Linked DNA regions of Homo sapiens: regions 2, 3, 4, 5, 6 and 7 are each linked to region 1. The links are chromatin loops, found by intact Hi-C in ENCODE. Cell type or tissue: PC-3. All regions are shown on one strand. Region 1 overlaps TTC33 (tetratricopeptide repeat domain 33). Region 2 has its middle 190 kb from the start of LINC02104. Region 3 has its middle 170 kb from the start of PTGER4. Region 4 has its middle 30 kb from the start of C7. Region 5 has its middle 74 kb from the start of LINC00604. Region 6 has its middle 130 kb from the start of LINC02104. Region 7 has its middle 58 kb from the start of LINC02104.

Region 1 (4,000 bases):
ATGGACTACAACAGGGCAGGATGAGATAATGCCCTATACTGAGGTAAAGAACAGCTGGTGATCAAGCTAAATAAGTTAGATAGCACACTCATTTACCAAATAGAAATGTCAATGTGTTTAGCTACTTTACTCCCAATTAGACTTCTAATTTACTGTGGCTTTAAATTTAATGAGCTATATAGTTAACAGCTTATTCACTTTATAAATATTTACTGGGCACCTACCCTGGGACAGGTAGAATTCTAGTAATAAGTACTAAGGATGCAGCACCCAACAAGATATAAAAGGTCCCTACTATTCTTCCAGATCTTACTTTCTAAAGTGTATGCATGTTAGAAGGGGACAGGGAAAGAAAGATAACAAACAGTTAAAATATAAGTGCCGTGATAAAAGACAAATGGAGGAATGTGATAGGGAGTGACCAAGTGGCTATTCGGAATGGGCGGTCAAGAAAGGTCTTCCTAGGAACGCATTCAAGCTGAGACCTGAGTGACAAAACGTGGTCAGACAACTGAAAATCTGGAGAAGGTCCATTCCAGGCAAAGGGAAGAACCTGGGGCAGGACCAAACCATGTTTTGTGGAAAGGAAATAAAACCAGAGGAAAGGAAGTCAGAGGTCAGGGAGGTGGGCCGAAGCCATGATCACAGAGAATACAATAAGCCATAGTTATGCATGTGGATTTAATTGTATGTGTGATGAAGAATCCACAGAGTTTTTATACAACAGTGAGACATGAATTATTGATTTACATTTTTAAAAGATCAGTCAGACCCAGAAGAATAGACAGTAAGGGTACAAAAATGTACACAGGAAGGCTAGATATGAGACAACCAAAGTAATTTAGGTATGAGATAACCCTAGATAAGGATAGAAGTGAAAACAGAAAGAGGAAAAAAGATTTACAACACACTGAAAATGTACAGTTGGCTCAACTTGGACTTGGTATGAGTGAAAAAAAGAAAGAAATCCAGGATAATTTGGGTTACCTGGAAAACAGAGCCTGAGGCCAAAGCTTACTGGCTAAATCTTTATTGAGTGGATAGGATCCCACGCAATCAAGAGTGAGGGAAAAACAGAAGTAAGCCATGAAGAAAGAAGAATAAATACAAGGTCTATGTTAAGCTGGCAACAGCTCCACAAACACAGATGATTGTTGATCTGGAGAGCAAAAGGAAAGGAGCAAGCAAAGATTAAAAAGGAGAGGACATGGAGACAAGGACAAGCATGATAGCATGGTGGTGTGGAAGATGAGAGAGCAGTGTATTTAGGAAGACTGTGGTCACCTGTGCTGAATGATGAGAAGCACAATAAATGACAACAGAGAAGTGATGACTGGATTTGACAACATGGAGGTCACTGATAACCTTTACAAAAGCAGTTTCAGTGGATTCATGGGGACAGAAATATGACTGGATGGTTCATCAAGAAATGGAGTTTGTAGTGCAGTGGGAGCAGAGAAATGGCAGAGCATTTGGAGAGAAGCTTTTTAAATGGATGTTATCAGGGTATGTTTGCATGCCAGCAAGAAGGACCGAGAGAAAAGAAGAAACAGATTATATAAAAATGAGAGGACAATTTCAGAACAACGTTCCTGAGAAGGCACAAGGGGATGGGGTCTAGAGTACAAGTGGAGTGGTGGGCCTTTGATAATTACAATGGAATGATGACAGATCATATAGGCACAAATACAGTAAGGTTGGAAGATGTGCTGGTGAGAAAATAAAGTCATTCTACACTGACTGTATCTATGTTTTTCCACAGAGCATGAGGCAAAACCACTGTCATTAAATATACTGATGTGAGTAATCTGCAGAATGTGGGTCACACAGCAAGATCACCCTCAAATTTACATTAGTAGGTATACTTTCCTAGACAAGAACAAAATGCATGGTAAATTCTAATTTATATTCCTGCTTCATACACATACAACTGATTCTAACAGAAAAATCAGACCAGTTAGCTAGACAGTCAAATATCACCATCTAGTGGCTGAAACTTTAAAAGCCAAGATGTCAAAGTTGGGACTAACACCGTGACTCTTGAGAAGGTATAACCTAGTTTGTAATAATTCTAGAAAAAGCCACTTGAACAAAATAATTTACAAAAATATATATTACTACTACAGGAAATATACCAAGAACATATAAAATCCTAAAATATTATATCTAAAGTACATTCACTTGGTGCTTATTAGGTGCTAGGTAGCATGCTTTTACATGGACTTTGCTCTTTAATCCTCCAAAATTCTATAAGATATGTATCACCATTTGACCTATGAGGTAGAAATTGACAAAAAATAACTACCCAAAGTTTATGCAGATAGAAATGATAAAGTTGGGATTTGAATGGAGGTAATCTGACTTCAAAATCTACACTCTTAACCACTATACTCACTATACCATCTCTATTAAGCACCAAAATTTCTTGGGGGTTGGGTAGAAGAGTAAACCAGATTTTTGTTAAAAAGAATCATGAATACTCTAAGGTAAGACTTCTGAATTTAAAAGCCACTCAAGGTTGAGCATGGTGGCTCAGGCCTGTAATCCCAGCACTTTGGGAGGCCAAGGCAGGAAGATCGCCTGAGCCCAGGAGTTCAAGATCAGCCTGGGCAACATGGCAAAACCCCATCTCTACTAAAAATACAAAAAATCAGCCAGGCATGGTGGCGCACACCTGTAGCCCCAGCTCCTCAGGAGGCTGAGGGACAAGAATCACTTGAACCTGGAAAGTGGAGATTGCAATGAGACAAGATCGTGCTACTGCACTCCAGCCGCCTGGGCAACAGAGTGAGGCTCCACCTCAAAAAAAAAAAAAAGACTGGGGACTTCTGCTACTATCCTACAGGTGATGCACAAGAGTTACTAAAGAAGGCTGACAGAGTGATAAAATAACCAAGACCCGAAAATACATAATATCCAGATTCAAAATTTTACTGAAATCTAAATTATCTGTCAATTAACTTGCAATATAACAGCAAATTCAGAACACAAAGACATCATGAACACATATAAAGATATATGAAACGAATATAGAATTATTTTACATTTGACAAGCACTCAAAACTTTGTTTTTTTAATCAAATTTACTGGTGTGTGATTTATATATCAAAAAACGTACCCACTTGAAGCATACTTTCTGATGAGTTTTGAGAAATGTATATACTCATGTAAATACAACCACAACCATCACAATAAAGAACATTTTTGTCAATCCAAAAAGTTTTCTGTGCCCCTTTCTCGGGAAATCTACCCCAACTGCTGACCCCAGACAACTACTGATTTTTTCTGTCACTATGGATTAATTTGTCTTTAGACAGATTTATAAAATTGGAATCAGACGGTATGTACTCTTCCTGACTTCTTTCCCTTAGCATGTTTCTGAGATGTCAATCATTTCTTTTTACTGCTCAAGAGAATACTATTGTATGGATATACCACAATTTATTCATTCATTCACCTGCTGATGAACATTTAGGTTGTCCCAGTTCATGGACACTATTAATAAAGCTGCTAGAGACATTGTTGGAACAGTCTTTGTGTGGATATAATGTTTTCATTTCTTCTGAATTAGTATCTAGGAATAAAACTGTGAGATTGTACAATAAAGTATATATTTAACTTTATGTGAAACAGGCCAGGCACAGTGGCTCATGCCTGTAATCCCAGCACTTTGGGAGGCCAAGGCAGGCAGATAACCTGAGGTCAGGAGTTTGAGATCAGGCTGGCCAAGACGGTGAAACCCTGTCTCTACTAAAAATTCAAAAATTAGCCAGGCATAGAGTGGTGCGCGCCTGTAATCCCAGCTAGTCGGGAGTGCTGAGGCAGGAGAATTGCTTGAACCCGGGAGGTGGAGGTTGCAGTGAGCTGAGATCATGCCACTGCAGTCCAGCCTGGGCAACAGAGCAAGACTCCATCTCAAAAATAAAATAAAATAAAATATAAAATAAAATACAATACAATACAATACAATACAATACAATACAATACAATACAATACAAT
Region 2 (4,000 bases), 1.0 Mb before region 1:
AAGAACTGTTTTTAATTCCTTTGGATACATACTCAGCAGTGAGGTGGGATTGCTGGATCATATTGTAGCTCTATTTTTAATTTTTTGAGGAACCTGTATACTCTTTTTTATAATAGCTATAGCAATTTAGAATCCTATCAACAGTATAAGGGTTTCTTTTCTCCACATTCTTGCCAACACTTGTCATTTGGCTTTTTGATAATAGCCATCCTAAGAAGTGTGAGGTGATGCCTCATTGTGGTTTTGATTTGCATTTTCCTGATGATTAATGATGTTGAGCACAGCACTTTTTCATACATTATAAAGCTACAGTAATCAAAACTGTATGTTACTGTCACAAAAACCAACACATAAACCAACAGAATAGAATGGAGAGTTCAGAAATAAAGCCATGCATGGGTACAAAAGTACTAAGGATACACAAGGGGAAAGCATAGTCTCTTCAGTAAATGGTGCTTGGAAAACCAGATAACCATATGCAAGAGAATAAAATTGGATTCTTATCTTACACAATACACAAAGTTCAACTCAAAATAGCCTTATACATACATAATATCTGAAGTCGTAAATATCCTAGAGGAAAACACAAGAAAAGCTTCATGACATTAGTCTTGACAATGATTTTATGAATATGACCCTCAAAGCATAGGTAATGAAAAACAAATATAAACAAGTGGGTCTACATCAAACTACAAAGTGTTTGCACAGCACAGGAAACAAACAACAAAATGAAAAGGCAACCTACAGGATGGAAGAAAATATTTACAAACCATATATACAATACATGACTAATAGCCGAAATACGTAAGGAAGTCACGAAAATCAATAGAAAAACATGCGAACAAACACAAGCACCTAAATAAAAATGTGGGTGAAGGGCCTGAATAAACCTTTTTTTAAAGGTCACATGCAAATGACCAACAGATATCTGAAAAAGTGCTCAAAACCAAAGCTCTGTTTTGTCCAGTATCCCCACTCCTATCACAGAGAAATTTGTCACCTTACCTGACAAAAAAAATGAGATCATTTCATCAGCCTCAAAATAAAGGACCCAAGAATATATTCCCAACCAATGTGGGAAATCCCTGCTGGTAGAAGACCATCCAGCAAGTGACGTCATCACCAGAAAGGCATTAAGGGACACAGTTTAAATGTTGCAAAGGATTTTAAAAGAATCAGGAGTGAGATAACACTCAGAAATAATTTTTAGTTTTATTATGTAAGATAATATTACTTTGTCAATGTAAGAAAATATTTTTGTCTTTCAGAGTAGATGCTATATTTGGTTCTGCCTCCCACTCCCCCCACCACTATCCTACTTTATTTCACAGAGGAGTCATTTTGTGGCCTCACAAGAGAGTTGGCCAATTCTGCTGAAAGATTGGCATTGACATTTGCTTGTGGGAGTGCCTGAGGACAGAGAAACCTCCCAGCTTGCATGACTAGGTTGGATAACTTCTTCTTCCTGTTTGCCAATAAACATTATGTTTGGCAGAAAACGGTTAAAGATTTGCTCCTATTGCAGCAGGCTGCCTGTTAATGAGAGGGATGTAGTCTTCCCTTCCCATAGCTGGAGTCTTTTAACACATACTGAAAAAAGACTTCATAGCTTCTAAAGGATCAAATTGGCTTATGTCAGTTTATAACAATAGGATTTTATCATTGACTGGCCATACTGACCTAGTAGTAATAAGATACTTTTCTTCCCGAGCTGTCTCTGAAATAGTAGCTGCTTCATGAACATCTTGTCTGATGAATTATTTTCTTAAATGACTCTCTTTTCTCTCAAAATCTGAAGGTGTTCTAAAAATACTAGCAGTTTAATCCAAGGTCCATTTTGCAAGGACTCTCAGTCAGCATATTTTACAGAGAGAATGGCTGGTGGAGTCATTTTACTAGAAGACATGACATGGCTTGAATTCCCAAATCAGATCACTGCAGGCCAGGTAGCAGGTCTTCTCTTAGCACTTTTCTCTTCACCTTTCCATGCAGCAGAGGGCAGTAGTGAACTGTGCATTTTTCTATGCTTTATTTCCTTTTGAAACATAAGCCAAATACATACAAGAATAATAATACATTTAAAAAATAATATTTAAACTATTCCACATGTATAGTATTTTTGCTTCACTGAACAAACGAATTTACCTGGGCCACAATCCAATAGATAGTAGCTAATTTTAGACTTCAGACTTGTGCTTGTTTGGACAACTTAGAATTTGAGTATAATGTTATATTGCAACTAGTCGTTAACAAATCAGGTGTGAGAAGAAATTAGACATTTCAGTGTTTTCTGAGAAACACAATTTCCTTAAGGAAATGTTGTGGCATAAATGTATTTTAGCTATATTTTAGGCTTAAAACATTGTGTTCTTCAAGGAAAATATCAAATCTTTCACAAAATTCTATCTTCTTTAAAAGTCTTTTTAATAAATTAAATAAAAATGATGTTTATTGTCAAACAACTACATGTATGGAACTAAAAAATTAGAGTTATGCAGTAGGAAAAAAAGCCCTCTGACTCACTTTTTGGTACTCACTATTTCTGTTTACCTGGGCTAGTCAATTTTAGCTTTTTAAAAGTTTCTTATTTTCTGGTATTTACCTATGTATTTGAAAATATCATGTTTATCCTAATATTTCCTTATTTTTTGTCTTAAATGTCATCTGTTGTCTTCCTAGTAAATAAGATGAAAAGTTAGCTCTTTTATACTCCTCTCTAATATCTCCTCTCCATATTCTTCCAAAATATCATTTAAAATTATTCAATCTTGGACCTTGTGCTTCACTCGTAGTAGGCAATTATTAACTATATATCTACTTGCAGGATATTTGAACCACTGAAAGGGGTTTCCAATAAAGAAAAGGTTATTCACATATATTTTAAAACATATGGAATGCAGCTAAGGCTGTGTTTAAGGCAACCTACAGGATGGAAGGCAACCTACAGGATGGAAGGAAAATTTGGAACTCAATCTTTTTTATGTCAATTTTTCCAAAATTGATCTATGGCTTGAATACAATCTCAATCAAAATTCCATCTTTTTTTGAAAATTTGTGCACTTTCTATAATGCAGATCCAGTATACTTATGGTAATCTCAAAAGAGAACAAATGAAAGCTATACAGTACCAGATGTAAAGACCTGTTACAAAAGCACAGCAATTAAGACAATGTAAGATTAGTACAAGCACAATCATACCAATGAACTAAAATATAGAGCCCAGAGACAGTTCCATACATGATATATGAGATGATATGTGACAAAAGCATTGTCGCAGTTCTGCGAGTTAGAAAGATCTAGGTCAACTGGAAATCTATATGGGAAATATGTACTTTGACCTACGATATATGGGATAGGCAAAAATTAGGGGTATATCATATACCTAAATATAAAAAGAAAAACAATAATTCTTCCTGAAGAAAATAGGGGAAAATCTTTAAGACCTTTAAATAGTTGGTGTTTCATGAAGATCTTCTTAAACAAAGATTTCTCGAACAGTGTGAAAACTCACACCATACAAAAAAGATTATAAGTGAACTGCATTAAAATTAAGAATTTATTTTTATTCAAATACATTTTAACATTAAGTGTTAAAAAGCAAAGCATAGACTCATATTTGATAAATTGTATTCAGAATAAAGAGCTCCTACAAAACAATAATAATAAAAAGACTGACAATTGATTTTTTGTTTTTTGTTTTTTTGGTTTAGATGGAGTCTCACTCTGTCGCCAACCTGAGGCTCTCGGCTCACTGCCACCTCCACCTCCCGGGTTCAAGCGATTCTCCTGCTTCAGCCTCCCGAGTAGCTGGGACTACAGGCACGCACCACCACGCCCGGCTAATTTTTGTATTTTTAGTAGAGACGGGGTTTCACCATGTTGGCCAGGATGGTCTCCATCTCTTCACCTCGCTATCCACCCACCTTGGCCTCCCAAAGTGCTGGGATTACAGGTGTGAGCCACCGCGCCTCACCTGACAATTGATTTTTTTAGAAAACAG
Region 3 (4,000 bases), 230 kb before region 1:
ATTACTGACTTCTCTTCATTCCCTGCCACTGCATAGGTCAAAAAAGGCAATTGGATAAGTAAGCAATTCGCAGATCCAAGTGGTTTCACATTACTGTTTAAAGCGCTCTCCCGACCACAGAGGCTACTTGTGATGTCTATGAATATAAAATATCTTCATAATGTGTTTTTTCAGAAATCAGCTGTTTACTGGTTCTGTAGTAGATTCTCTCCTGGGTATTTCCTTAGCATTTGGCTAGAACATTGGTGCAAAATTGATGTGGTATAATATTGTAAACTTTGGGCAATAGTGTAACCTCTCCCAACAATCCTTTTTTCTATCCAACATTAATTCTTATCATTCTATCCATCTTCATAGGAAATTTTTTAAGTAACAATGTTTTAGTCTTCTCTAAATTACAGCATATTTTTCCCTGCCCTCAAGAGTCCCCATCTTATAAATGTTTGCCTTTCGGTTAGTCCAGCCAAATTTTATTTTTTTGCCTGCCACCTGCATTCTAATAGTCCTTTTGCCTCTTATGCACCTACTCTTGACCATTCATTTCTCCTCTTATCTCTACAGTGTTCCAAGATAATTATGCAAAGTATATTCAGATCACTCCTTCAGCAGGCTACTGCATTCTTTCTTCAAATTGCTCAAAATACATTTCTCCCAAAAAGTATTTTCTTTACTTGTTGAGAATAACCAGGAATTGATTCATATTAGGCATTTTATTCATCTTTACTATGTAATCAGCAATAGAAATCTGATAGGCATGATCCCTGACTTCATCTTCTACGCAATATTCTATGTATATATACCAGCTTGCCTTTAGCCTTATTACTGAGTTTTAATTTTGATACTGTGATAGTTAACTACATGTGTCAACTTAACTGGGCCACAAGATGCCCTGATATTTTAAACAGTATTCTGGTTGTGTCTGTGAGCATGTTTCCAGATGAGATTAACATTTGAATCAGTAGATTCCCCTCCCCAATGTGGTCGGGTGTTATCCAAGCCTTTGAAAGGCTGAATAGACCAAAAAAAAAGAATAAATGAGAATTCACTGTCTCTGACTGTTTTAGAGCTGAACATTGACCCTCTCCTATACTCAGACTGGGACTTATGCCATCAATTCTTCTGGTTCTCAGGATTTGGACTGGAACTACACTACCAGCTCTCCTGGGTCTCCAATTTGCAGATGGCAGATATCATGGGACTTCTTAGCCTATGCCTTATAATAAATTGTGTGTGTGTGTGTGCGTGTGTGTGTGATACATATATATATATATATATATATATATATATATATATATATATATATATATATATGAGGTATGTGTGTTTGTGTGTGTGTCCGTCCTATTGGTTCTGTTCCTCTGGAACAGATCAGACTATTAGAGATAGATTATGTGCCTTCACCTACTCACTGTTCCTGCTTTCCTTCCATGTGCTCACTGTTCCCTGTGAATGGCTCAGGATTTGCTATGGGAAGTAATTTTGCCTTCCTATGAAAAGTAGATAAAGATTCAGATCCACCCTTTCTAAGTTGTAAGTATTTTTACTTTACGTGAACTTCCTTTAATGATTTAAACAAGAAGTGGAAAGCTTAATGTATGCTCAACTTTTTAAAAACTTAACAGAAAAAAATTGGAACACTATTGACCAAAACTTTTAGCACTTTGGTTATCTAACGGTGTTTCCATTATGGGCGATGTTAATTTATTTATCTTTGCTTTTCTATATATTTCAAGATTAATCAAACAGTATATTAATACTAATTTCGAAAAGACCAAAATCATTAAAAAAACAGATCGTTTTGATTCATACTGTCCTCTAGTTGGTAATCCCCAACAAATCAGCACAAATATCACACCAAAATTAGAACAAAAATTTGTTAACAATAAAAAAGATAAAAACCCAGCAAATCTACACCAATTAAAAATAGATGATCACAAGGAAGAATAAACTAGTTTAAGATAAACCTACATAGGCTACTCACAGCACATTCCACCTTATATCATGAAACAGAAATCACCAAAAACCAAAAGATAAGATCTTTGCCGTTTCTCTCCATATGTCCTCAGATTCAAAGATCCAAGAAGTTACAACTGAAGAACAAGGTAGGGTTTCCTTTCTACCTTCTGTATTCTACTCTGTGAAGAAAGTAGTAACTATGCCCATTTACCATTTCCACCACCAGATGGTATAATCATCTACAAAAAAGAAAAAAAAACTCATTTAATTCAAAGAGTGAGAATTATATAAGGTACATTTTTCTCACCACAAAGCAGAATTACAATACTTTTTTTTTAAGTACTGTTTGGAAATTAGAAGAGGAAAATTACCTTTAAATAAACTTGGTTAGAATAAGAACCCGAAACTATAATTACAGATCATTTAGAAAACACCAAAAATAAGGATACAACATGTAAAAACTTAGTAAATATGGCCAAGCTGTATAATCAAAGAAATTTACTTTAAGTGATTTTATTATTAATTTCTAGAAATTAAAATAAATTAACAAAACAATTTGCTCTATAAATTAGAGTAAAACAGAACAAACTTCAGGAAAACAAGCAGAAATTGTTAATAAAGTAGAAATCAATAAATTAGGAAATACTGAAATAGAGGTAAATTCGAGTTTATAAACAAATTCAAAAGCTGTTTATTTAAAAAGAACAATAGAATAAACAATTTAGACAAATATAACTTAAGAAAGACATAAGAGAAAAAACACAGACCCCTCTGAAATTAGAAAAAAAGATCAAACTACAACAATGAAGATAATTTTTTTAATTTGAAAAAAAGTAGATCTATAATCATGGAATAAATTGGGGAAAATTGTCAAAGAAATTTTTCAAAGTTAGATAGACAAATAATTTCTGGTCTTTCAAGTAACAGATAATTACTTTGCTATTTACATTCTTAAAAAGTATAGAAAAAAGAGCCAGGCGCAGTGGCTCATGCCTGTAATCCTAGCACTTTGGAAGGCTGAGGCAGGCGGATCACGAGGTCAGGAAATCGAGAACATCCTGGCTAACACAGTGAAACCCCGTCTCTACTAAAAACACAAAAAAAATTAGCTGGGTATGGTGGCGGGCGCCTGTAGTCCCAGCTACTCAGGAGGCTGAGGCTGGAGAATGGTGTGAACCCGGGAGGCGGAGCTTGCAGTGAGCCAAGATCACGCCACTGCACTCCAACCACTGCACTCAAGCCTGGGCGACAGAGCTAGACTACGTCTCGAACAAAAAAACAAAAAAAAAGTATACAAAAAAGATGAAATGCCACTTATGCCATTTAATCTTACCAATTTACAATAATCTTTGAATAGAAATCTGATAAAGCAGATAGAAGAAATCTACAAACTTATCTAACTAATAAGTATTAAGTCATGGTCATGGTGTCTTTTTACTTTCTTTTTTAAAGAAAGAAAAAAGCCATGACCAACAATTAATTTCATACTTACAATCAAAAAACCAGAAGTGTTTCTATTGACAAATGTGCCTGAAGGCACAATTATTTATCACTGTTCTGAAAGTCTGAACAAAACCAATAAGGTAAAATAAATTATAAGTTTAAAAGAGGGGGAGACAGAATCATTATTATTTTCATTTAGTATGATTCTTTACCTACAAAACGTGAGAGAATCAACCAAAGACATTTTAAATAAGCTAGTTATCTGAAAATCCACAGGTTAAAATATATTGTTATCTAATAATCTTTTAACCATTGATCCAGTTTGGCTGCCTGGAAGCATTTTCTAAGATTGTACATTCTACTTTGGAGGGTAAGTTTTTCTCTATCAATGTAGTAAGTAAAACATATGACCTATTTTTTTCTACCCATGGAATGAAGTTGTACTTGGTAAGGCTATAGCTCTAATCCTTTTTTCTTCTTCTTCTTCATTTTCATACTCAGTGGAAGAACTCAGGATCCATTGTCAAAGTTTTCTTTGAGTCTGCTGAGAAAATCCCATCTTAAATTGCATTATATATTCAGCAGTTGTCATATATTCATT
Region 4 (4,000 bases), 140 kb after region 1:
GGGTGAGTGGTACGGTGGGAAAAATGGTTATGGCAGAGTGGAAATCTGAATGAGTCAGGGTGGGGAATGAGTCAGGGCAGAGCAGGTAATCAGAGTGAGTCAGGGTGGAGCAGGTAATCAGAATGAGTCATGGTGGAGCAGGTAATCAGAATGAATCAGGATGGAGCAGGTAATCGAAAAAGATTGCTTTACGAGGAAATTAAGTTTAAAAGTAGAAGGCAAAGAATTGAACATACTGACATACTGATTCTTTGAAGAGAAATTCAGAACTCATATCTAACAACTCTCAGGCTACATCCCAGATTATGATTTAAATAATAATCTCAACGTGAATGATACCTGGAGGTTACTTGTTCACCTAAAGTTTGAGAAGCACTGGCATGTAGTCAGTAACTATTAGCCCTAATCTGTGCCTCTCTGTAATGCAACTCTAATGTACCTTATTTACCTAATTTCTTTCTTTCTTTTTTTTTTTTTAGACGGAGTCTCGCACTGTTGCCCGGGCTCTAGTGCAGTGGCGTGATCTTGGCTCACTGCGATCTCTGCCTTCCGGGTTGAGGCCATTCTTGTGCCTCAGCCTCCCGAGTAGCTGGGACTACAGGCACTTGCCACCACGTCCAGCTAATTTTTTGTATTTTTTAGTAGAGACGGGGTTTCACATGTTAGCCAGGATGGTCTCAATCTCGTGACCTCGTGATCCGCCCGCCTCGTCCTCCCAAAGTGCTGGGATTACAGGTGTGAGCCACAGCGCCCTGCCTATTTACCTAATTTCTAGAGAAGTCAAATTATTCATTGATGGCCTTCCAAACACACCCAGAGCTGTACCACTCCTACCTCTGAAATACCTTTTCTCTTCTCCTTCAAATATCAAATTATTTCCTTTTATTTTAGGTGAAGACTTTTCAGAGCATCATACTCGCTGGAGACCTTTTTTTCTCTTCACTGCCTTGCACTGTTACCTGCTTAGGTAATTCTTTCCCCACCCCTTGAGGAGGGAGGACATTCTCCTGTGTGTCTTATTACCCTTTTTCAAGATGTAGGCCTTTAACATAATAGGTTTTTATTATATATGTATGAGGCTTCTATTTCATTGTTTCCTAAACAATATTATTCTAAGTCTTGGAGTAGTTCCCTACAGAACTGCATAAAATAATATTGATTGGGCCGGGTGCGGTAGCTAATGCCTGTAATCCTAGCACTTTGGGAGGCTGAGGCAGGTGGATTACTTGAGGTAAGGAGTTGAGACCAGCCTGGCCAACATGGTGAAAACCCCGTCTCTACTAAATATACAAAAATTAGCCGGGTGTGGTGGCGCATGCCTGTAATCCCAGCTACTTGGGAGGCTGAGGCAGGAGAATCGCTTGAACCCGGGAGGTGGAGTTTGCAGTGAGCCAAGATTGTGCCACTGTACTGCAGCATGGGCAACAGAGGGAGACTCCATCTCAAAAAAAAATTGATTGAATGCTTGTTACATTCTTATGTTCCAGTGTGCTGCGTACATTTAAATAATTTATCTCGTTTAGTCTTCACAGTGGTCTTGTGGGTGGACATTGCCATATGATTTCACCTACAAGGAAACGTAGACTTCAAGATTAAGGGACTTGCCCAAGGAGCTGAAATTTGTAGCGAGTTCTCTAATTCCCTACCTGAGCACATTCCATCCCCTCACGGTTCCTCTTTCTGTAAGTGTGTGGAGGTTTCCTCCTCTTGTTCCTTAGTGCTTTGCATTTTATGATCGTGCATCACTTTAAGAAAAGAGAAAATAAAAATGGGAACAATCTATATATTTTCAGATAATCTGGGTCCAAAATTTAGGAAAACATTATTATACTGCCACCTTCTGGATCTTTTGAATACTTACACATTAATAACGGATATCTGAAACCAGGTCTGTCCAACTCTTTCAAATCTCGTGGTGACATATTACATTTTGTTTATAATTATTTTTCTTTAAAGACAGAGACAGTAAAAACATTTCTTTAGTGAATTGAGAGAGTTCTTCTCAACTTAATACATATCAAATATGGAGGATAAAATTAAATGTATTCAGAGGTTGGTTATTATTTTTGTTTGTAGAGGATGGAGAAAAACGTGTACAGTTAAACTTTACTAGTAATTCAACAGCCACTTTTTTTTTTTCGGAGACCAGAGTTTTATTATTACTCAAACCAGTCTCCCTGAGCATTCAGTGAGCAGAGTTTATTTATTTTTATTTTTATTTTATTTTTGAGACCGAGTCTTGCTCTATCGCTCAGGCTGGAGTGCAGTAGTGCTATCTCGGCTCACTGCAACCTTTGCCTCCCATGTTCAAGCGATTCTCTGCCTCAGCCTCCTGAGTAGCTGGGCTTACAGGCGCCCACCACCACTCCCAGCTAATTTTTGTATTTTTAGTAGAGACCGGGTTTCACCGTGTTGGCCAGGCTGGTCTAGAACTTCTGACCTCAAGTAATCTGCCCGTCTTGGTCTCCCAAAGTGCTGGGATTACTGGTGTGAGCCACCGCACCTGGCCCGGAGCAGAGTTTTTAAGGATAACTTGGTGAGTGCGGGGAAGCCAGTGAGCCAGGAGTGCTCATTGGTCAGAGGTGAAATCATAGGGAGTGGAAGTTGTCTTCTTGGGCTGAATCAGTTCCTGGTTGGGGGCCACAAGATCAGTTGAGCCAGTTTATTGATCTGGGTGGTGCCAGCTGATCCATCAAGTGCAGGGTCTGCAAAATATCTCAAGCACTGATCTTAGGAACAGTTTAGAGAGGGTCAGAATCTTGTAGCCTCCAGCTGCATGACTCCTAAACCATAATTTCTAATCTTGTGGCCAATGTTAGTCCTATAAAGGCAATCTAGTCCCCAGGCAAGAAGGAGATCTGCTTTGGGAAATGGCTGTTACCGTCTTTGCTTAAACTATAAACTACAAACTACAAAGTTTCCCCTAAAGTTAGTTCAGCCTATGCCAGGAATGAACAAGGACAGCTTGGAGGTTAGAAGCAAGATGGAGTTGGTTAAGTTAGATCTCTTTCACTGTCTCAGTCATAATTTTGCAAAGGAGGTTTCAATCCCTCCCTTTGGGTTTTATAACAACTTAATCTTCAGGTCAACAGCCACCTTTTGGCCGTTAGGTTCAACCTCTTCCAATTACAGTTTTTAAGATTAATGTTAATAAAGGTGTGGGTATAAAAGCACATTCACTGCATGTGAGGGTATAAATTATTATTGCCTTTGGGGAAAGCAATTATATTTTATTCATAAAAAATAAAAATAAAAGCCAGGCATGGTGGCTCACCCCTGTAATTCCAGCAGTTTGGGAGGCTGAGGCAGGTGGATCACTTGAGGTCAGGAGTTTGAGACCAGCCTGGCCAACATGGTGAAACCCCGTCTCTACTAAAAATACAAAAATTAACTGGGTTTGGTGGCTCATGCCTGCAGTCCTAGTTCCTTGGGAGGCTGTGGCAGGAGAATTGCTTGAACCCAGGAGGCAGAGGTTGCAGTGAGCTGAGATCATGCCACTGCACTCCAGCCTGGGCAACAGAGCAAGACTTCACCTCAAACAAACAAACAACAAACAAAACCATGGAACTTTTGACCAAGAAAATTTACTTTATGAATTCTACTTACGTATGTTCTTTTTAATGTCTGTAAAAATGTATATATGTAAAAGATGTACAATTTTACATTGTTTATAAAAGATTAGGAAAACCCAGAATACTTAAGAAAATGATGATACTATGCTTATGCAATGTCATTCTATGCAAGTGATGTGGTTTTGCTGTGTCCCCATCCAAATCTCAACTTGAATTATATCTCCCAGAATTCCCATGTGTTGTGGGATTGACCCAGGGGAGGTAATTGAATCATGGGGATTGGTCTTTCCTGTGCTATTCTCGTGATAGTGAATAAGTTTCACAAGATCTGATGGTTTTATCAGGGGTTTCTGCTTTTGCTTTTTCCTCATTTTCTCTTGTCGCCACCATGTAAGAAGTGCCTTTTACTTCCCACCATGTGGAACTAT
Region 5 (4,000 bases), 570 kb before region 1:
ATCTCCTACAAGATGGCCAACTAGACACAGCCAGGAAACACCTCTCCCCTGATAGACACAAAAATATCAAGTAAACTATTCCACTTTTAACCAATCTCAAAGAGAGGTGACACAGGCACTGGGGTTGAAGAGGGAGGAAGGTGGGAAGCCTGCGCGAAGTTGCTGAGTGCCGAGACTGGCTCCCAATCCTGAACATGTCCTAAGGGGCCGGTGAGTGAAGGAACTCTGGGGCACCACATATCCCACTGCAGACCTCTGGGATCCTTGCTGCAAGAGATTCCGTGATCCCCATAGACATTTGAACTGGCAGGGAGAACTACCCAGAGACTTGAACCTACACAGAGCCCCAAAGGTTTTTCCTGTGGGGCAGCTGCCCCAAACACATCCACAGGCACCCATACCCCAGGGCTCTCCACCTTGCTCTGAATAACTCTAGCCCCTGCTGACTGCCAGTCTGGGAGATAGCAGGGCTGCCTTTCCTGTGGAACTGGGGCACACCTGATCCATGCACCTCCTTGTCTGCCAGCCCCTCCCAAGGCTGCCTACCTGGCCACTCCTGCACAGCCTCCACTGCCCCACCAGTGTTTTACCAGTGGCCTAAGAGCAGTTGGCTGCCTTCCCCGCAGTAGGAGGCCAGAGGACAAAGCCGCAGGTCTCAATGCCCCTAAGGTTCAAGCACACCATCCAGGGGCATTGAGCTGAGATCTGTGGCCTGAGTTCAAGCAGGAAAGGAGCCTCCACTCTCAGAACAGAGAAGAGTAAGGTGCTGGTTCCAGTGCCAGTGCAGGAGCTAGGTGTCCCTCCCTCTGCAAGACCAGTCCAGGAAGCCTGTAGCCTGTTGACATACCACAGCTTTTGCCTCAGGGAGTCCCAAAGCCTGGAACTCCTGGAATAGTAGGGCAATCTAGGTTCAGAAGGCTTGGGACAAATCTAGCTCCTCAGGGCTACTCCTGGGGCAGAAATCAAAGGGAAACCCAGTCAGGGGAGCGTGACCTGGGCAGCCGCTACAGCCATTCGCTGGGCAAAAAAAAACCTGGGTCACGGTCATTATACCAGATGCGCATCCATGACACCAATGCCTGCCTAAGGGTCCTCTGCCCTTGACGCACTGCATCACCAGACCACCCACAGACATTCCCCACAACCTCCTCTGACTCTGACAAGCTCAGTGAACCAGTGGATCTCTGGGGAAGTGTGGGTCTCCTGGTGACCTAATCTTCAGCTCAGGCCACTCCTAAGGGAGGGGGAAATGCAGCCTACCACAGCACCCCTTGGGGTTGAGAAAAAACAAATGTAACACCAGTGATTGGAGGGACCACCCCCCCACCCCTAAGGCCAGGGAACAGATTTAGTAAGGAGGTCATCGCTCTCTCCCCCTTCCCCAGAGAACTGCTGTGAATGCACTGACATGCAAAAGAGGCACATAGGTGGGTAAAAGCCTCTTAAGCATCATCTACTGGATCGCAGCGTGAATTACACGAGCAAACAAAAATAAATTCCTTTAGCACACACAATGCCTGTGAAACCCAATGCAGGAAACTAGCCACTGCTAAGGAACCCATACAGAATCTTGGCCCTCTGAAAGCCCCCAGAAATGAAGCTAATAAACTATACACAATACACACCACTGTCAAACCCTCAGGGGGGAAAAGAATATATAAACAAAAGGCCATCCAAATGACAGCAACTTCAATTTTTTTTTAAATGAGCTCCCACAAATGAGAAGGAATCACTGCAAGAAGTCCAGCAACCCAAGAAGCAAGATTGTTTCCTTACCTCCAAAGGATGGCACTAGCTCCCCAGCAATGAATCCTAACCACATCGAAATGTCTGAAATGACAGACATAAAATTCAGAACCTGAATTGCAAGGAAGATCAAGATTCTAGAGAAAGTTGAAATCCAAACTAAGGAAGCCAGTAAAACAATCCAAGAGTTGAAATATGGCATAGCCATTTTAAGAAAGAACCAAACTGAATTTTTGGAACTGAAAAATTTACTACAAGAACCTGAACATACAATCGGAAGCCTTAAAAACAGACTAAACCAAGCTGAGGAAAAAATCCAGAGCTCAAAGACCAGTCCTTCAAATCAACCTGGTCAGATACAAATAGAAAAGATGTTTAAAATAAAAAAAATTTAATAATGAACACAGCCTTCAAGATATATGGGATTATGTAAAGAGACTAAACCTATGACTCATTGGCATTCCTGAGAGAGAGTAAGCAACTTGGAAAACATATTTGAGGATACAGTCCATGAAAATTTCCCCAAGCTCATTAGAGAAATCAACATGAAAATTCAAGAAATTCAGAGAATCCCTGCATAATACTATGCAAGATGACCATCACTAAGACACATGTCATGAGACTTTCCAACGTCAATGTGAAAGAAAAAATCTTAGAGCCAGCTAGAAAAAAGGGCCAGATCACATACAAAGGGAACCCCATCAGGCTAACAGCAGAATTCTCAGCAGAAATTACAAGCCAGGAGAGACTAGGGCCTATTTTCAGAATCCTTAAATAGAAGAAATTCAAAGCAAGAATTTCATATCCCACCAAACTAAGCTTCATAAGCAAAGGACAAATACATTCTTTTCCAGATAAGCAATCATTAAGGGAATTTGCAATCACTAGATCAGGTTTATAAGAGTTCCTTAAGGAAGTTATAAACATGGAAACAAAAGAATGATACCTGCTACCACAAAATACACATAGCCTACAGATCTTAGAAAGCGATTACACAATCAAGACTACAAAGCACCCAGCTAACAACATCATGACAGGATCAAAACTCACATATCAATATTAACCTCGAACGTAAACAGTCTAAATGCACTACTTGAAAAGCACAGAGTGGCACATTGGATAAAAAACTTGTAGCCTCTATCTCCCCAGTCTCACCTGGTGGTCTTCCCATCTCAGCCTCCCAAGTACCTGAGGACTACTCAAACCTTCTTCCTCTGGTTTTTTTCTAACCCCACTTTCAGTTTATTTCCACAGTATTTAGACTGACTTGCTGTTGGATGTGTCTCTCTCTTCAGGGGACACATCTCACATATAACAACACCCATAGGCTGAAGGTAAAGGGATGAATAAAGATCTATCACGAAAACCGAAGACAAAAAGAGAGAAGGGGTCACTATTCTTATATCACATAAAACAGACTTTAACAACAATAAAAAAGGACAAATAAGGGCATTACCTAATGATAAAAGTTTCAGTTTAACAAGAAGACCTCACTTCATAAATAGGCACCAAACATTAAAGCACCCCGATTTATATATATATATATATATAATATATATATTTATAATATATATTATATATATTTATAATATATATAATATATATATTTATAATATATATAATATATATATTTATAATATATATTATATATATATTTATAATATATATTATATATATATTTATAAAATACTTCTAGGCCTACAATAAAACTTAGACAATCACACAATAATGGGGGGCAGGACTTCAACACTCCCACTGATAGTGTTAGGCAGATCATTGAGGCAGAAAGCTAACAAAGAAATTCTGGACTAAAATTTAACACTGACCAATTAGAAATAATAGACATCTACAGAATATCCCACCCAAAAAACTACAGAATATACATGCTTGTCATCTGCACATGGAACATACTCTAAAGCTGACCACATGTCCAGCCATTAAACATGTCCAGCCATTAAACATGTCCCAGTAAATTCAAAAAAATTGAAATCATACTACGCATACTCTTGGACCACAGTGAAATAAAAATAGAGACCAATATTAAGAAGATCTATCAAAGCCACACAATTACATGAAAATTAAACTACTTGCTTCTGAATGACTTTTGAGTAAACAATGAAATTTATGCAGAAATCAAAAACTCTTTGATATTAATGAAAAGAGAGATACAGCATATCAAAATCTCTGGTATACAGCAAAAGTAGTATTAAGAGGAAAGTTTAGTGCTGAACACCTACATCAAGGAGTTAGAAAG
Region 6 (4,000 bases), 1.1 Mb before region 1:
TCTTGTGATAGTGAGTGAGTTTTCACCACATCTGGTGGTTTAAAAGTGTGGCACTTCTCCCCTCACTCTCTCTCCTGCTGCCATGTAAGACATGCCTTGCTTCCCCTTCGCCTTCCGCCATGATTATAAATTTCCTGAGGCCTTCCCCGCTTTGTGGAACTGTGAGTAAATTAAACCTCTTTTCTTTATAAATTATCAAGTATCAGGTAGTTCTTTATAGCAGTGTGAAAATCACGAGTAGATGATGTTTGAGGGGAGAATTGAATGGCAAGAAATACCCCACCTAGAACTGTTAGTGCATAGACTCTGAGAAAAGTGGGTTGGAGGACTGAAAAATGAATCAGGGTGGCTGTGGAGCAGTGAGGGAGAGGAGAGTGGTAGGCAGGAAGTCAGAAATGTAGAGGAGAGACAGAATATATAGAAACTTGAAGCCCATGGAAAGAAATCTGAACTTTATTTTAAGAACAATGATAGCTTTTAGAGCACTTTTAGTAGATAACTAATACTTGACATTATAACAGATCATTCTGGTGGTCATGTGAAAAATGGAATATAAATGATGAGAATGCTTAAATGTAAAATTGGACATTTTGGAAGTACTTTATTAGAGTAAATTTTTGTTCATATTAGACAACCTAAAGGAAGACTGACTTATTAACAAAGCAGCAATTTCTCATGTTAATTTACTTTAAAAACAAATAAACTAATGAAATAAAATGAAATAAAGTAATGAAGTAATGAAAGTTAATTTACTGTAAATACAAAATAAATAAAGTAATGAATAAGTAAAGTAATTTTAGGTTAATATTTATTAACCTAAAAATTAAAACGTGTTAGAAAGTTCAGGCCACTTTAGACTCATTATTTCTGGCTCAGGAGGGCCTACAACAAGATTGTATTCAAAATCAAAGATGGCTCAAAATGCTTTGGCAAACTTGATTAACACAATAAAAAAGGCAAAGGACATGTATCAGTGTTCCAAGAAAATGAAGATATTTTCTGTAATAAATAAGGTACAATTAAATATAATAGTAATAAAAATAAGAGAAATGGTTTTGATGTATGTTTCCTTTTCAAAAGAAGAGATTTATGATAGAAAACTAAGCAAATGATAAATTTCCCTGTTTAAGAAAGAGGTGTCTACCTTGCCCCATTTGACAAATGACCAGGTGGTATAAAGGAGAGAGACTCCCTAAAACACTGTCCACATTCACAAGGTAGAATAGGAGAGACTGAAGGGAAAACGTAAAACTTACTGAATTTCAGGTTTTTTCAGGCTACATGTCATGCCTGAAAAATTTTTGCCAGCTTAATCACACTGAACTTCAATTGTATAAATTGGAAATAATACTGCCTTCCTGAACATAATTATAGAACTCTTCTGTGTACCAGATGAGGTAATGGTGTTCTAAAATTCACGTAGCTTTAGAAAATGTAGTATATCATTACTATTACACAGTTGATTATCTTCTTGGAAGGAAAGATCCACAACGACATGAAATTTGTTTTATGACATGTCAAAACATTTTAAAATATAGCATTAAAAAAGTACTGCCTGGAGAATAGGAGATAAAAATGATAACAGCTTATATAAATCAAGCATTTTCTTTATGCCAGGCACTAGGTTAAATAGTTTTCATGATTATATAATCACGTCCTCACAATATGGGCTATTATTGTTCTTCATTAGGAGGAAATTGCAGCTTAGAGAAGTTATGCAACTTGCCTAGGGTAAAAGTAAGTGTTGGTAATACATGGTGGCTCTTGAATTTAAGCCAAGGTTAGTTTGACTCCAGAACTTGAGCCCTTCTACTATACTGTCCTACTACTTCTCCAATTTCAAATCTGAAATTTGATTAAACTAATTGTATAAAAATCATGGAACTGGCCATTGGTGTCGCTTTGAAAAAGAATTGTTAGCTCCATATAACAAAAAATTAAGAAATGTTATTGCCTATCACAACAGTGCCTCAAATCTGACTCAGATATGTATAAGCACATTCTTTCTGGGTGTAGGGGAGGCAAGGACATAGATTGAGCCTCATGGCTACATGTAGATTTTTGTCAAGGGCCTTGCTTTGGTTGGAAGTTGTTGGTTCTCAGGCTTGTTATATTATTACAAATAATTCATTCAATAACTGACTAAAAGCAAGCCTTGCCTTAAATGCAGCAGCAATGACTATGTCACGAACCACTGATTATGACTAATCTAAAATCCAATTCTTTGTACTTAATGCCAGCAAAATAAAGAAAATAAAAGAGAAAATTAAATCTGAGAGTTCCCAGTTCAAGAACTTTTAAAAACACCCTTCTAGAAGCATCTGAGGAGATGACATTCTTTTTCCCCAGTGTGTGGCACTCTTCTTCCAGTTAAGCCACCTGACCCACTGCCCTTCTCCAAGTTCCTGTGTTACTTCTCAGTCTCACCTGATGACTCATCTTGACCGGAGTCTTTTTTTTTTTTTAAATGGAACCTTGCCCCGTCACCCAAGCTGGAGCACAATGGCACGATCTTGGCTCATTGCAACCTCAGCCTCCCGGGTTCAATCGATTCTCTTGCCTCAGCCTCCTGAGTAGCTGGGATTATAGGTGCCGCCACCACTCCTGGCTAATTTTTTGTAACTTTAGTAGAGATAGGGTTTAACCACGTTGGCTAGGCTGGTCTTGAACTCCTGACCTCATGATCCGCCCACCTCAGTCTCCCAAAGTGCTGGGATTACAGGTGTGAGCCACCACGCCCGGCCTAGTCTTTTTGTGAGAGGTCAGTGGTGAAGTTTCTTTCTAAAATAGAAAATGTCTAGCACATTATTTTATTAAAAAACTTTGAAGAGAATTTAGGTAACTGGATTTGTGAGGAAGTTTTGAATGATCAAGTTTTTTTTTTTTTTTTTTTTTTTTTGAGACAGAGTCTCGCTGTGTGTCACCCAGGCTGGCATACAGTGGCACGATCTTGGCTCACTGCAACCTCTGCCTCCTGGGTTCAAGTGATTCTCCTGCCTCAGCCTCCTGAGTAGCTGGGATTACAGGTATGCGCCACCATGCCCGGCTAATTTTTTGAATTTTTAGTAGAGACAGCATTTCGCCATGTTGCCCAGGCTGGTCTTGAACTACTGAGCTCAGGCAATCTACTCGCTTCGGCTTCCCAAAGTGCTGGGATTATAGGCGTGAGCCACTGCGCCCGGCCTGAATGATCAGGTTTTAAACATAGAGAGAAAACTAAGTAAAGGGGAGACACAATGGCCATGGATCAACCCTCTTGGCGGAAGTAGGACGAAAGCTCCTATACTAATTGACTAAATGTAGGGTATGGTTGCTGGCATGTGGCCCTTCCTCCTAACCGGCAGTCAGCAAACCTGAACTTTTGTTTTCACCTTTCTTTGAACTAACTCTGTGAGTTAGAAAATGATAAACAATCTGAGTTTAGGTTTTCCTTATCTTTAAAATCAAGAAGTTTGAGCAGATGATAGCTTAGCTTCTTTTTTTCACAGAGGAGAGAGAGAGAGAGAGATTCTTAAACTACTTTAGAATATTGAATTATGGGCTGATTTTATATAAAACTATTTTCACTTTGCATATTGTTGAATATGGTACATACATATTCATATGTATACATATTGTTGAATATGTATGTGTCATATTCAACAATATGATTTGGGTGAATACTGAACACCCATAAGATGTATGACTGAATCTCACATGAAGACAGACTTTCTGCTTTGAGGGTTTATACTACAAAAGTCCTCCCTAAATAAGTTGCTGTATACGTGAATCAAATGCACATTCACAAATATCTTTTGTTCAACTGGGTTCCCTAGGCTCTCTGAATATGCCTCATCCCTGTCCTTTTCTGTTTCTGTTTTCACTCACTTCACTCCTTTCTAACTCCCCTTTACACCTCCTTAGAATATTGCAAATGTGAGTCCTTGTTCACTCAACTTGCTTGAAGCAAGATGACTGAACATAAACTGTAGTCAGTTGGCTTTATTCTTTATTCTCATTC
Region 7 (4,000 bases), 1.2 Mb before region 1:
AAAATCTTGAAAAAACCCAAAACACAGTTGTAGGACATACAGTGCCTAATCCTAGGACTATAAAACTATAGTAATCTAGACTGTTTAAGAAAAGACTTATAGATCAAAGGGACAAAAATAGAGTTCAGAATTCAAACTTCACATATGTGTTCAATGACTTTTGACATAAATGTAAAAATAATACCATGGGGAAAGGAGAGTTTTTTTCAACAAAAATTGCTGCATCAGTTGTATATTTTTGTGTGAAATTTTTGAATCTCAAGCCTTATCTCACACTATACATCTAAATTAACTCAAGATAAATCGTAGTCCTAAACAGAAAATCCGAAGCTAAAAATATCATATCAGAAAAGATAGACACACAAATATTTGTGATCTTGGATTACAAAAATATTTCTGAGATAGGACACAAAGGAAAAAATAATAAATTTGACTTCATCAAAATTAAAAATTTGCTCTTAAAGAAACAATTAAGAAAATAGAAGGGAAAGCCATTGACTGGAAGAAAACTTTTGCAAAACGCATGTCTGATAAAGGATTTGTACTCAAAAACTCAATAGTAAGAAGATAATTGCAAAATAGGCAAAAGCTGTATCAATGTCAGGGAAGATGTAAGAACAGCAAATACGCAAGTGAAAAAATATTCAACATTATTAGTCATTAGAGTGATTAAAATCACCAGAGTTGAATAGATCAAGTATTTGCAAGAAGATGGGGCCATTGGAGCTCATCTTTGTTGGTGGGAATACAAAATAATACAATCAGTTTGGGAGTTTGTAATGATAAACATTGACTTTACCATCCAACCTAGCAACTCTCTGGCTGTTTATCCTAGCAACCCTTTTTCTAGGTATTTATCCCAGGGAAATGAAAACACGTGTCTGCACAAAGCCTTGTATGCATACTTACAGCAGCTTTATTCCCAGTAGCCAAAACCTAGAAGCAAGTCAAGTATCCATGAAATACTAATCCACAATAAAAACGAATGAACTGCTGCTATACAGAATAACATGGATGGATCTCAAAATTATTATGCTAAGTAACAGAATCCAGACACAGAAGACTACATCATGGTATGGTTTCCTTTACATAAAATTCTAAAATGAAAACCTATAGTGGCTAAAAGTTGATCAGTGGTCTTTAGGAGTTAGAGGTTACTAGGGTTTGGGAGTGGGGACAAGAGACGTATGAAAATGGGCACATAACACGTTAGGGTGATAGAAATATTCTGATTGTGACTATGGTTAACCAACTGTATACAGTTGTCAAACTTATAAAATTGTACCTTTAAAAATGATAAATTTTACTGCATGTAAATTATACATAAAAATCTAATTAATTTAAAAATAGCTAATAAAAAGTCTTTAATAATACTGTTGTAAGCCTATGTGGGACTCACTGCTACCTGTTGTATGAGTTACACAATTTTAACAATCTGCTCAGGTCACTGCTATTAGCTAGTAATTGTTATGTGCTTACTACATAGCAGGTACTGCTTTGAGTGATTTTACAGTTTTTGCTAATTTAATCTTACCAACAACCCTATGAAGGAAATAGTGTTATCTCTCTTTGACAGATAAGGAAAATGATTACAAAAATTTTAATTAACAGCTAGTAAGTGGAAAATGTATATTTTGAAAGAGGCATTAGAGACCAGATTCTTAACCACTATTATATATTGAGAGGTAAACATAGAAAATGTTACCTGTCAATATAATGCACTATGACTAATCTTAGGTGAAGGGTATATGCAAATAAGTTCACAAATTCAGGGAGGGGGAGGCTTGGCTTGGGAAGACCTTATTGGAAAAAGTAATTCTAGTTCTGAGTCTCACGAGATGGTAAGAATTTGAATTGTTAATTAGTGTTAAAAATGTGATGTCACTGAAAGTCACCTGACATTAGATAACACACTTTACTCCCCATCACACCAATTGTTTTATTCTTGGGCTCAATGATATAAATGATGTTAGTAATAAGGGATGAAGCACCATAGTCTCTTATAAGCAAAGGCTGTATCAATTTGTTAATTGTAATTTTGTGTGCTTTAAAATCAAAGATCATTCTTACATGAAGCTCTAAAATCTCTTATTAGATTCAACATTAAAAGCCATATTTAGAAAGAGTTTTTGAAAAATTGAAAGAAAACACTTCACACTTAAAAAAAAAAAAAGACTTAAAATGCAGTTCTCAATAATTCCAGCAGATGGCAATACAATCATTGTTAAAAAGTTAAGTTTTGCCATCAAAGTGGAAAAAAAGGGCAAATGAAAACAACCTATATCCTTTTTTATTTTGTTTTATTTTATTTTATTTCTTTTGATTTTTCTCCTCTGTGGTCAGCCCTTTTTGGTTGCTAAAACAATTCTATACCTAATGTTTTTAAAGCTACATAGCCTGCTAAGGACCTAATTATGACCTCCCTTAAATGCCAAGATAGAGATACTAATCTGTTTTTTTAGTATTTTTAAGTGTTAAGAACACTTAACATGAGTTTTACCCTTTTAACAAATTTTACAGTGTACTACACAGTATTGTTAACTAGAGGGATAATGTCGTAGACATATCTTTATTCTGTAGAGATAGATGGCTTTGAGTAAGGGATGACTTGGTCAAAATTGTTCGTTAGAAAAATAACTCTGACAGGGAAAGGACAAGTGGAAGGATGTAAAAGAGAGGAGTGTTTGTTAGAAAACAGGAAGAAGGCAAGGGGAAGATCCCGAAGAGTGGTAATGGGAAAACTATGGCTTAGATGAGGAAAATAACTGTAGACACAGAAGGGAAAGAACTGAGCAACTAATTGGATGTCAGACATTCAAAAGAACAAATAGCCAAAGATAACTCCAGTATTTTAATCTGGTTTAGGGGAAAGCTAACCAGAGTATAACAGGAGAAAGACTGAGCTTGGACCAAAGGGAGTATTTTCAGGTGCCCTTGTGCATCTACACAGATTTAACTTAGCAGTTGACAATTGGGTCTCCTGTTTAGATTAAGAAGTAAAATTTAAGAGAGACATAAACACAGAGTGGATATTTGTGGCCTTAGGAGTAGATAAGAAAGTCACAGAGAGATAAAGGCCAAAGTCCTAAGAAACGTCTAGATAACGCTTGCATTTAGGAGAAACCAATGATATGGTTAAGTTTAACAGAATTCTCAGGTGGCTGTAGTGTCTTAGGAGGCTGCAGAGAAGGATACGTGGAACAAGAGTAAGGAATATTTCAATAAGTTTGAGAAGATGATTGGAACAGAGGCCATTGGACTTTAAGAAAATTAATGGGGTAGAAAGCAGATTACCATGAGAAAGGAGTGGAGAGATTGTAAGAAAGTCTGAAATCTCTTTTTAAAAGTTTGATAGTCAAGGGAAGAGAAAGGAAGAAATCATTCCCTTCCAGTAGTTTGACTAGACAGCAGGAAAGGGGAAATCTTTTTTTTTTTTGAAACGGAGTCTTGCTCTGTCACCAGGCTGGAGTGCAGTGGCATGATCTCGGCTCATTGCAACCTCTGCCTCCCAGGTTAAAGCAATAACTCCTGCCTCAGCCTCCCCAGTAGCTGGGACTACAGGTGCGCCCCACCATGCCCAGCTAATTTTTGTATTTTTAGCAGAGACAGGGTTTCACTATGTTGGCCAGGAAGGTCTTGATTACTTGACCTTGTGATCCGCCTGCCTCGGCCTCCCAAAGCACTGGGATTACAGGCGTGAGCCACCGCACCCGGCCTGGAACGGGGAAATCTTTATACAACAGAGGGCCATGAGCATGATTGTGTCTGTGTGAAGGAGACATTTGAAATTATACTAAAGTTGTTTTCTTTTTTTTTTCTTAAATAACATGTAGATAATTTAATGAAATGGCATAGCTTCATTTAACAGAAGTTTTGTGGATTTAAGAAAAATTAGACATATAATTTTAAAGCATATTTTGCAACCTTTCTCATTATTCATTATTCATCCTGTGTCTGCTTGGCTCCTCTCTGCTGCTGATGTCTGAAGCTTTGGGACTAT

The links. Peaks named below come from ENCODE experiments on the same cell type or tissue, not always from the same donor. Only the 100,000 strongest peaks of a DNase experiment are listed, where the experiment ranks them.
Region 2: a loop joins it to region 1, with 9 times the contacts of the local background. A loop is called at or near these places in 42 of 110 quality-filtered maps.
Region 3: a loop joins it to region 1, with 17 times the contacts of the local background. A loop is called at or near these places in 8 of 110 quality-filtered maps.
Region 4: it touches region 1 in a loop (8-fold over the local background); 7 of 110 quality-filtered maps call a loop at or near these places.
Region 5: a loop joins it to region 1, with 6 times the contacts of the local background. A loop is called at or near these places in 14 of 110 quality-filtered maps.
Region 6: it touches region 1 in a loop (8-fold over the local background); 2 of 110 quality-filtered maps call a loop at or near these places.
Region 7: it touches region 1 in a loop (6-fold over the local background); 50 of 110 quality-filtered maps call a loop at or near these places.

Annotation. Positions count from the first base shown.
Region 1 is chr5:40,734,498-40,738,497 of GRCh38, forward strand. All of the region lies in intron 2 of TTC33 (tetratricopeptide repeat domain 33), which reads right to left. It also overlaps a transcript of PTGER4 not described here. Among named protein-coding and RNA genes, the nearest start is that of TTC33, 19 kb to the right of the region's middle. In PC-3, a CTCF peak has its summit at 1,978 (motif pointing left); DNase peaks (open chromatin) are centred at 694 and 1,994; H3K27ac peaks cover 959 bases.
Region 2 is chr5:39,712,294-39,716,293 of GRCh38, forward strand. No RefSeq gene overlaps it. Among named protein-coding and RNA genes, the nearest start is that of LINC02104, 190 kb to the left of the region's middle. In PC-3, a CTCF peak has its summit at 1,978 (motif pointing right); DNase peaks (open chromatin) are centred at 808, 1,428 and 1,968; H3K4me3 peaks cover 1,654 bases; H3K27ac peaks cover 2,203 bases.
Region 3 is chr5:40,505,132-40,509,131 of GRCh38, forward strand. No RefSeq gene overlaps it. Among named protein-coding and RNA genes, the nearest start is that of PTGER4, 170 kb to the right of the region's middle. In PC-3, a CTCF peak has its summit at 2,167 (motif pointing right); no DNase peak of the experiment used is centred here.
Region 4 is chr5:40,877,750-40,881,749 of GRCh38, forward strand. No RefSeq gene overlaps it. Among named protein-coding and RNA genes, the nearest start is that of C7, 30 kb to the right of the region's middle. RefSeq lists an enhancer at 1-715. In PC-3, a CTCF peak has its summit at 1,832 (motif pointing left); no DNase peak of the experiment used is centred here; H3K27ac peaks cover 16 bases.
Region 5 is chr5:40,164,742-40,168,741 of GRCh38, forward strand. No RefSeq gene overlaps it. Among named protein-coding and RNA genes, the nearest start is that of LINC00604, 74 kb to the right of the region's middle. In PC-3, a CTCF peak has its summit at 1,794; a DNase peak (open chromatin) is centred at 1,790; H3K27ac peaks cover 444 bases.
Region 6 is chr5:39,646,578-39,650,577 of GRCh38, forward strand. No RefSeq gene overlaps it. Among named protein-coding and RNA genes, the nearest start is that of LINC02104, 130 kb to the left of the region's middle. In PC-3, a CTCF peak has its summit at 2,337; a DNase peak (open chromatin) is centred at 2,404; H3K27ac peaks cover 2,102 bases.
Region 7 is chr5:39,576,872-39,580,871 of GRCh38, forward strand. No RefSeq gene overlaps it. Among named protein-coding and RNA genes, the nearest start is that of LINC02104, 58 kb to the left of the region's middle. In PC-3, a CTCF peak has its summit at 2,200 (motif pointing right); no DNase peak of the experiment used is centred here.